Linked DNA regions of Homo sapiens: region 1 is linked to region 2. Evidence: read pairs that join two places in POLR2A ChIA-PET (ENCODE). Cell type or tissue: OCI-LY7. All regions are shown on one strand. Links, peaks and the distances in the headings refer to the core of each region. The heading gives the core; the rest is flanking DNA.

The links. ChIA-PET counts read pairs that join two places held together with the same protein. Peaks named below come from ENCODE experiments on the same cell type or tissue, not always from the same donor. Only the 100,000 strongest peaks of a DNase experiment are listed, where the experiment ranks them.
Region 1: POLR2A ChIA-PET joins it to region 2 with 5 read pairs; 2 of 35 experiments call an interaction of 5 or more read pairs at or near these places.

What each region holds. Positions count from the first base shown.
Region 1 is chr1:9,024,992-9,029,385 of GRCh38, reverse strand. It overlaps SLC2A7 (solute carrier family 2 member 7), which reads left to right and starts at 2,963. Exons shown (of 12, transcript NM_207420.3): 1 at 2,963-3,091; 2 at 4,312-4,394. The coding sequence starts at 3,041. In OCI-LY7, for the core only: no CTCF peak of the experiment used is centred there; no DNase peak of the experiment used is centred there.
Region 2 is chr1:8,711,292-8,715,685 of GRCh38, reverse strand. The region is part of intron 1 of RERE (arginine-glutamic acid dipeptide repeats); the gene reads left to right. Among named protein-coding and RNA genes, the nearest start is that of RERE, 100 kb to the left of the region's middle. In OCI-LY7, for the core only: no CTCF peak of the experiment used is centred there; a DNase peak (open chromatin) is centred at 2,765; H3K4me3 peaks cover 1,101 bases; H3K27ac peaks cover 2,332 bases.

The DNA.
Region 1 (4,394 bases), core at 186-4,185, 310 kb before region 2:
TATTTTAGCCCAGTGAGACCCATGTCAGACTTATGACACGTAGACCCCTAAGATGATAAATATGTGTTGTTTTAAGCCACTACGTTTTTGGTAATTTGTTACAAAAGCCATAGAAAACTAATATAGAGATTTTGGTATTGGGAAATGGAGTGCTGCTGTTAATACCTAAATAGCTAAAAGTATGTAAATGGCTTTAGCATTGCACAATGAGAAGAGGCTGGGAGAATTTTTAGAAGCATGCTATAAAAAGCCTAGATTACCTTGAACAGACTGTTAGTAAAAATATGAATGTTAATGACCCTGCTGGTGAGGACTCAGAAAGGAGGGAGGAGCAGAGTGGAGAAAATGCCTATCCCTTTAGAGAATACCTACAACAGGCAGGGTGCAGAGGCTCACACCTCTAACACCAGTACTTTGGGAAGCCGCAGTGGACAGATCATTTGAGGCCAGGAGTTCAACGCCAGCCTGGCCAACATGCTGAAACTCCATCTCTATTGAAAATACATGGTCAGGCAAGGTGGCTCACACCTGTAATCCCAGCATTTTGGGAAGCCGAGGAGGGTGGATCACCTGAGGTCAGGAATTTGAGACCAGCCTGGCCTATATTATAAAATCTCCTCTCTACCAAAAATATGAAAGTTAGCCAGGCATAGTGGCACACGCCTGTAGTCCCAGCTACTCAGGAGGCTGAGGCAGAACACTTGAACCCAGGAGGCGGAGGTTGCAGTGAACCAAGGCATATGAGACCACATGCCTCTCACCCCCAAGAGCGCCTAGCCCTGTGCCACCTCCTCCTCCTGGCCACTGCACTCCAGCCTGGGCAATAGAGTGAGACTCTGTCTAAAAAACAAAAAAAATGCAAAAATTAGCTGGGCATGGTGGGGCACGCCTGTAATCCCAGCTACTTGGGAGGCCGAGGCATGAGGATTGCTTGAACACTGGAGGCCGGAAGCGACAGTCAGCCATGACCACGCCACTGCACTCCAGCCTGGGCAACACAGCAACACTTTGTCTCAAAAAAAAAAAAAAAGAGAGAGAGAGAGAAAATACCTACAACATAGTCAGGAGCAGGAGCAGGATAAACATAAATAAGGACCTTTCATTCTCTCAGTCTTGTCATTTACCCACCTGTTACCACCCATGGGCAAACACATTTTCCCCCAGGTATCCTTTTTTTTTTTTTTTTTTTTTTTGAAACAGGTTCTCGCTCTATCACCCAGGCTGGAGTGCAGTGGTGTGATCATGCCTCACTGCAGCCTCAGCCTCCTGTTTTCCAGTGATCCTCCTACCTCAGCCTCCCAAGTAGCTGGGACCACGGGGGCATGCCACCATGCCCAGCTGATTTTTGTATTTTTGGTAGAGATGAGGTTTCACCATGTTGCCCTGGCTGGTCTTGAACTCCTGAGCTCAAGCAATCCTCCACCCACTCAGCCTCTCATTGTGCTGTGCTTATAGGCATGAACCACCGCACCCTGGCCTTCCCCAGGTATACTATGTGTATTCTGCTTTGATCACTTCTCTTAAAGGTCATGTTAATTAAAAAACATGTTAATGTTTCCATGTTCCCACATTTCATAATTATCCTTTGAAACAGAAGTCTGGCATTCCAATCAATTAGTTACTCCTAATTTATTCAATCATTCTCTACTTTAAAAAAAAAATGCTAGTAGAAATGATTCTGAAATAAGCACCTTTGTCCAATATTTTATTGACTTATTTAACACTATTTAGTGTAATTAGAAATAATAACTGTGTTTTTCTGAAAGTGTTTAATTTGTTCTTTCCCCCAAATGGACAATTAGTCCAAATGCACAAGAGGAGGCATATATGAAGAACCTAGGAACACACAGAAAGGAACAGCAAACACTGGGATCTACTTCCGGCTGGAGGGTGGGAGGAGGGAGAGGAGCAGCAAACAAACACTGGGAAGTGGGCTTAATACCTGGGTGATGAAATAATCTGTACAACAAACCCCCGTGGCACGAGTTTACCTATGTAACAAACCTTCACATATACCCTGAACCTAAAATAAAAGTTAAAAAAAAAAAAAAAGCCAGGTGCGGTGGCTCATGCCTGTAAGCCCAGCACTTTGGGAGGCCAAGGCAGGCGGATCACTAGAGGTCAGGAGTTCTAGACCAGCCTGGCCAACATGGTGAAACCTCATCTCTACTAAAAACACACAAAAAAAGGCTGGGTACGGTGGCTCACGCCTGTAATCCCAGCACTTTGGGAGGCCGAGGCGGGCAGATCATGAAGTCAGGAGATCCAGGCCATCCTGGCTAACACGGTGAAACCCCGTCTCTACTAAAAATACAAAAAAAAAATTAGCCAGGCATGGTGGCAGGCACCTGTGGTCCCAGCTACTCAGGAGGCTGAGACAGGAGAATGGCGTGAACCCGGGAGGCAGAGCTTGCAGTGAGCTGAGATTGCGCCACCGCACTCCAGCCTGGGCGACAAAGCGAGACTCCACCTCAAAAAAAAAAAAAAAAAAAAAAAAAAGCTGGGTGTGGCGGCACGTGCCTATAATCCCGGCTACTTGGGAAGCTAAGGCAGGAGAATAGCTTGAGCCCAGGAAGCCGAGGTTGCAGTGAGCTGAGATTGCGCCACTGCACTCCAGCCTGGGCAACAAAGGAAGACCCTGTCTCAAAAAAAAAAGAGGCATACATGGAAAAATGACACAGAAAAAGCATCCTAGATCCAGGTCACAGCCTCACTGGGTCTCTGAAAGTCCTCATTTCTGCGGACCAATGTCAGGCAATGTTTTTTCTCTCTCCTTGGTGCAACTAGGGAGCTTTCGGCTTGGGGCTTGGTGGGTGCAAAGACGAAATTCGTGCTGTGTATGATTTGTGCACTGGCAACGTGTGTCTTATCAACATTTCCAAGGAGAATTTGCTCCTGGGGAAAGTCAGCAGGGTCCAGAGAGCAAAAGGATCATAAAGCCAGGTAGGCCCAGGGGAGAAACAGCCGGTCTTTAGGTGGCTGGCGCAGAGCAGGTGTCACTTGGGAGGTAGAGCACACCTGTTCTCCCACCTGAACAAGGATGGAGAACAAAGAGGCGGGAACCCCTCCACCCATTCCATCCAGGGAGGGGGTAAGTGCCAAGACTAGGAACCTGTCACTGTCCCTCTCCCACCAGCTGTGCAGACCTGTGGAGGGAGGTGAAGGCCGTGGAATGCTTTTAGCAAGGAGCGGGTAGCGTGCTTCCTTTTTCTTCAGGATAACCAGGCCTGGGAGAGCCATGTGGAGAAGCAGCTATGCTCAAACCTCATGGCTCAGACATGGGCCAGGGTGGCTGAGCGAATGCTGGGAGAGCGGATGGTGCTGGAGATGCCTCTCTCCCTTCCACCCCTGCTCCCCTCCGCTTCCCCTACCCTTAAAGATCGAGGGGAGATGGCCTCTGAAGAATGCCCGAATCCTGCCCTTCTGTCTGGTTGTTCCTGGATGTGCAGAGCTACGGGCTGTGGGCAGCCAGGCAGCTAAGTGTGAGGGTTGGGGTGAGGACATGTGGAACAGGAGTGAGGGGTGGAGGGGGCAGTGGGGAGGGGGCATGCACCAGGGCCTTGGCTCTAGGACATGGTCAGAGACCCTGCCCACCTGCTCCTCAGACTTTGGCCCTCAGGCCAGTTCCCCTCCAAGCTGCCCTGGGTGTTGTGGCAACCATGGAAAGCCTGGCCCTGAGCACAGGCGACTGCCGGGATTTTCCTAAGGGCCTGTTCTAGAGGCAGAGGCAAGCAATGAGTCCCTCTGTCTGGGATGCTCTTCCCCCCGATGCTTACACAGCTGCTCCCTCTCATCCATTCTGGTCCCGGCTCAAAGGGCGCCTGCTCAGAGAGGCCTTCCCTGCCCTGCCCACCCTACTGAACACAGTCTCTCATTCCTCACAGGCTGCTACCCCACCCATCACCCTATTTTATTGTCCTCACAGCATTCTAGCTATTTGGAATTATCATCTTTGTCTTTCTTGGACGGGGTGGGCTCCCCTCACTAGAAAGTGAGCTTCTTAAAGGCAGTGCTTTGCTGGGCCTTTTTCCTAAAGCATCCCCTACTTCACACTTGGCCTCCAGGGCCTAGTACAGGGCCAGGCACGTAGCAGATGCTCAGATACATCCTCAAGGAGGGAATGAATGCGTGCAGAGACCTCAGCCCCCAAAAGCCCCAGCCCTGCGCCACCTCCTCCTCTTTTCCGGGGGCACGGCCTGGGATCCCCCATCCCCCACTTCCAGCCCAGGCTGGAGGGAGGTGGAGGCCCAGCCACTCCACTTCCCGAGGCCCAAGCCCACAGCGTCCCGACCTTGGACTTGTCTCCTACAGCGGCTCCAGCCGACGCTGTTGCTGGCGACACTGAGCGCGGCCTTTGGCTCAGCCTTCCAGTACGGCTACAACCTCTCTGTGGT
Region 2 (4,394 bases), core at 277-4,276:
GCAATCTGCCTGCTGTGGCCTCCCAAAGTGCTAGGATTACAGATGTGAGCCTCCTTGCCAGCCCGTCACCTTTTATATATCTTCTACTTTCTCCTCTTCCTCTTCCTTCTCATTGTGGTAATATCACCATTTGTGGTTAAATCAGTATTGAATGTTTATATTATTATTATTATTAAGACGGAGTTTCGCTCTTGTTGCCCAGGCTGGAATGCAATGGTGCAATCTCGGCTTACCAAAACCTCCGCCTCCTGGGTTCAAGCGATTCTCCTGCCTCAGCCTCCCCAGTAGCACGGATTACAGGCGCCTGCCACCACGCCTGGCTAATTTTGTGTTTTTAGTAGAGACGGGGTTTCACCATGTTGGTCAGGCTGGTCTCGAACTCCTGACCTCAGGTGATCTGCCCGCCTCGGCCTCCCAAAGTGCTGGGATTACAGGTGTGAGCCACCGCACCCAGCCGAATGTTTATATTATTATAGGCATGTATATATTGTTATAGCTTAAAACAAATATTGTGGGCTGGGCGTGGTGGCTCACGACTGTAATCCCGGCACTTTGGGAGGCCAGGACGGGCAGATCATAAGGTCAAGAGATTGAGAGCATCCTGGCGAACATGGTGAAACCCCATCCCTACTAAAAATACAAAAATTAGCCAGGCGTGGTAGCGCACGCCTGTAGTCCCAGCTATTCGGGAGGCTGAGGCAGGAGAATCACTTGAACCCAGGAGGCGGAGGTTGCAGTGAGCCAGGATCGCTCCACTGCATTCCGGCTTGGCGACAGAGTGAGACTCCGTCTTAAAAAAAAAAATTGTGGTATGATTGAATTACATTTCTTGTACAACTTCTTTCCTGGAATTAATAATTGTCTCTCTTTTGATTCTTTGTTTTGTTTTGTATGCCCCGTCTCTAAATCACCCTTAAATTTTCCAACAGAACTATTGGAAAATCAGTGTAATGGAAAATATTAATCTATAGATCAGCCTTGGTGCTATCCTCCTGGAACCCATTGCCTCATTTTGGTGTCTAGATCTGCCACTGAGTTGTTGGAAGAAGACTTCCCTTTCATATGACTCTCAGATCATTTTTCATGGCTTCTTGGTTGGGGTTCCCTCTGTTGTTTGTGAAGTATTTTCCTGAGAAGGGTACATGGGAAGTAAATGTTTTGAGGCTGTGTGTGTCTGAAAATGTCTTTATTTTATGCTCATCCTTGATTATCTCACAGTTTGGCCGGGTATAGAACTGTAGGTTGGAGACTATTTTCCTCAAAAATTTGAAGGCGTTACTCTATTGTCTTCCAATTTTCAGGAAAGACGCCAGAGCATAATACAGAATACACTCAACTGAAAGCCAGTATGGGCCTTTTAGGATGAGTTGTTACTTGAATGATGCCCCTTGGAAAGATAAAGTTATTAGAGTGATGTCTTCTGAACCATAAGGGAAAAGATAAAGTTGAGAGAATTTCATTTTACTCCCATCTGTTAAATGGCAGTAGTTCAATCCTCTCTAGAGATATTGTAGAAATAAATATTTAAAAATTTAAAGATAGCTATAACTATCAAATAGAAAATTACTTCTTGGGGTGAATGGCAAACTTTGTGGTATTAGCCATTTATGTTTGTATTTTAAAGCACTTTATCATGATAGGATTTTTCCAATCACTACCCTTTAAAAGCCAAATGAATTTTAAATTCATGTGCTATGTGTATTTTAATATTAATATTTGGATATTTTTGGCTTAAAGTTTTCATAATATAACGTTTAATTCCATTTAAAATGGAGTCCACCATGAAAAAGCCTCATTTTGATTGCCTGTGTAAGCTAAGTATAAAGAATGGAATCAGAAAATTGTAATTTTTGAAATAAAATACCTTTAATGTTAGGTATGTTAAGACTGTTTAGCACTGTAGTTGAAGTTTGCAATTACTATTATTATTATTATCATCATCATTATTTTTGAGATGGAGTTTTGCTCTTGTTGCCCAGGCTGGAGTGCAGTGGTACAATCTCGGCTCCCTACAGGCTCTGCCTCCCGGGTTCAAGTGGTTCTTCTGCCTCAGCCTCCCAAGTAGCTGGGACTACAGGTGCCTGCCATCACGCCCAGCTAATTTTTGTATTTTTAGTAGAGATGGGGTTTCACCGTGTTGGCGAGGCTGGTCTTGAACTCCTGACCTCAGGTGATCCGCCCACCTCAGCCTCCCAAAGTGCTAGGATTATAGATGTGAGCCACTGTGCCTGGCCAAAGTTTTTAATTAAAAAAAATTTTTTTCTTAAAAGCAGAGACCAACCATTTTGTTAGGGATAAAACATTTTTAAAGTTAATCTGCCTTTTTTGCAAGAATTTGCATTCAAGCAAGAGTGTCATTTTTACATTTGATTTTAATAATTAATATTAGTATAATGATTAAAATAGAGGTAATCAATAGAAAACTTGTATCAAATGGCAAGCACCAATTCTTAACCCACTGCTAATTGTTTCTAGGAGGTTGTCTTAGCATTGGTTACTATGGTTTTTCCTTAGCCTTTATAAATTACCACAAAAGACAAACTGTTCCTCCTCCAGTTACTAAATTAGTTCCTATTTAATGTTGAAAGGTATCTTGTAAGATTTATGATTCAGATTTTATAACAAGTCTTATTTTAGGATAATGTGCTTTTCTAGTTATATGAGTACCTTTTTGGCCTTTTCCCTAGGGACATTAATCCTTGGCTGGGAAGAATAAACTATAGTCCTCCATAGCAGCTGACTGCAAACTGCAACCATGACGCCTTAGGCTGTTAAAACAAACATTTCTCAACCTTATAGCACAGACTTCCTGTTTTTAAAGCTTTTCTGACCTTCCTGAGAAAAAGACCAATATAGCTGTGGTTACATCCTGTGTTTTTTTTTTATTTTGTTTTTCATTAAAAAAAAAAATCCATTGAATTTTTCTAAAGCCCTTGAGTATAAAAGTGATTAATGCACCAAAAAATGTAAATAGCACAGGGCTCATGTCTGATCTTTGCTAGGCCTTCAATAAAAGATAATAGAACCAGGTCGGCTTTTAATGCGTCTCTGTTTGTTCAATGTCTGCTACAATTGGAATGTCAGGAAAATCTCACATTAAAGGACCTGCCCTATTCTGGAGAGATTGTGAAGGAAGCATTTGGCAGTCATTTCCTTTCACTTAAGAGAATGAACATGCTTTACATTATAATCGTTTAAACATACCAGAGTCAGCTGATAGGGCTCTCGTATTCTTCACTGTAGAGTCAGCTTGCTCTGAAGATTGGAGGGGATGATCAGTGTTTAGATTTTATTGTTGGAATTAATCAGATGATGTAAACGTTAGAAGTTAGCCCATGCCTTCCTTTGTACTCACTCAGTTGTTGTTTCCTGCAGCCCAAGTATTTGCTCTTTTAGTTAAAATTAAACTCCAGAATGTATGTTCAGCATTTGTCTTTATGACAGTCTCACTCACTTCTAATCCCTTCAGAAGAAAACACAAGAAACCACCCTGTGTTGTGCAGATCAAACATTCTCGAATCTGTGGCTTTTGATTTTTGTTTTAGCCAATGTATTATATAATGTTTGAGTGTATATTTTTAACTGGAGTCTTCTGGCATTTTCTAGAGAGCAGTTATTGGCTTTTAGGCAGGCAGTTCCTGGATCTGTAATGCTACCTCTGATGCTGAGACTGGCAAATGGTACTCATTTAATTTTTTGAAACATTTAAATGTATGTATTTTTTTCTGAAATACACGTGTGTAATTTTATTTTAAAGTATTTTCATTTATTGGCGGCATAATACTAGAGAAAACATGTCCTAATAATAATAAAGGGCAAAATTATATTTTGAATTTGTGTACATTATTTTAATAAGTCATACAATTATCTGTCTGGTTAATATTTTGAATTCTTAGGATATTGATTTCAGTTGTGGTTTTGAGTTATCCTTAAGATTACTTCCAGTACATTTGGCTGGATCTCCACACTGATTTTATCATATATCATCAGTTCAAAATACACGAGGGGCCTCATTTTAAACATCCCATTGAGGCCCTGCATCCCTGAGCTCTTTCTTCCACAAAACTGTTTGTTTTTAAATCTGTAAAACCCTTTTCCAAACGAGAAATTTCTCTTCTTAACCCTGCTTTGGCTTTTCAACGTATCGCTCTATTGGAATTTAATAATTTGATCTGCACAGTCTGAGATCTCTAGTGAGTTTTGAAATAAAAATGAAAATGTCCTTAAACATATTTAAAGCATGTGCTATCTAAGAGGTCTTGCTCTCTGTCTGAAGTTGGTTTAGGGCTACATCCATGAGACGGCTGCACACTTCCAAAAACTAAAACCTCCAGGCCTGACCTTCGATTGATGACTAATGTCATAACAGTTTGCTGTGATGCCCCCGGGAGCCT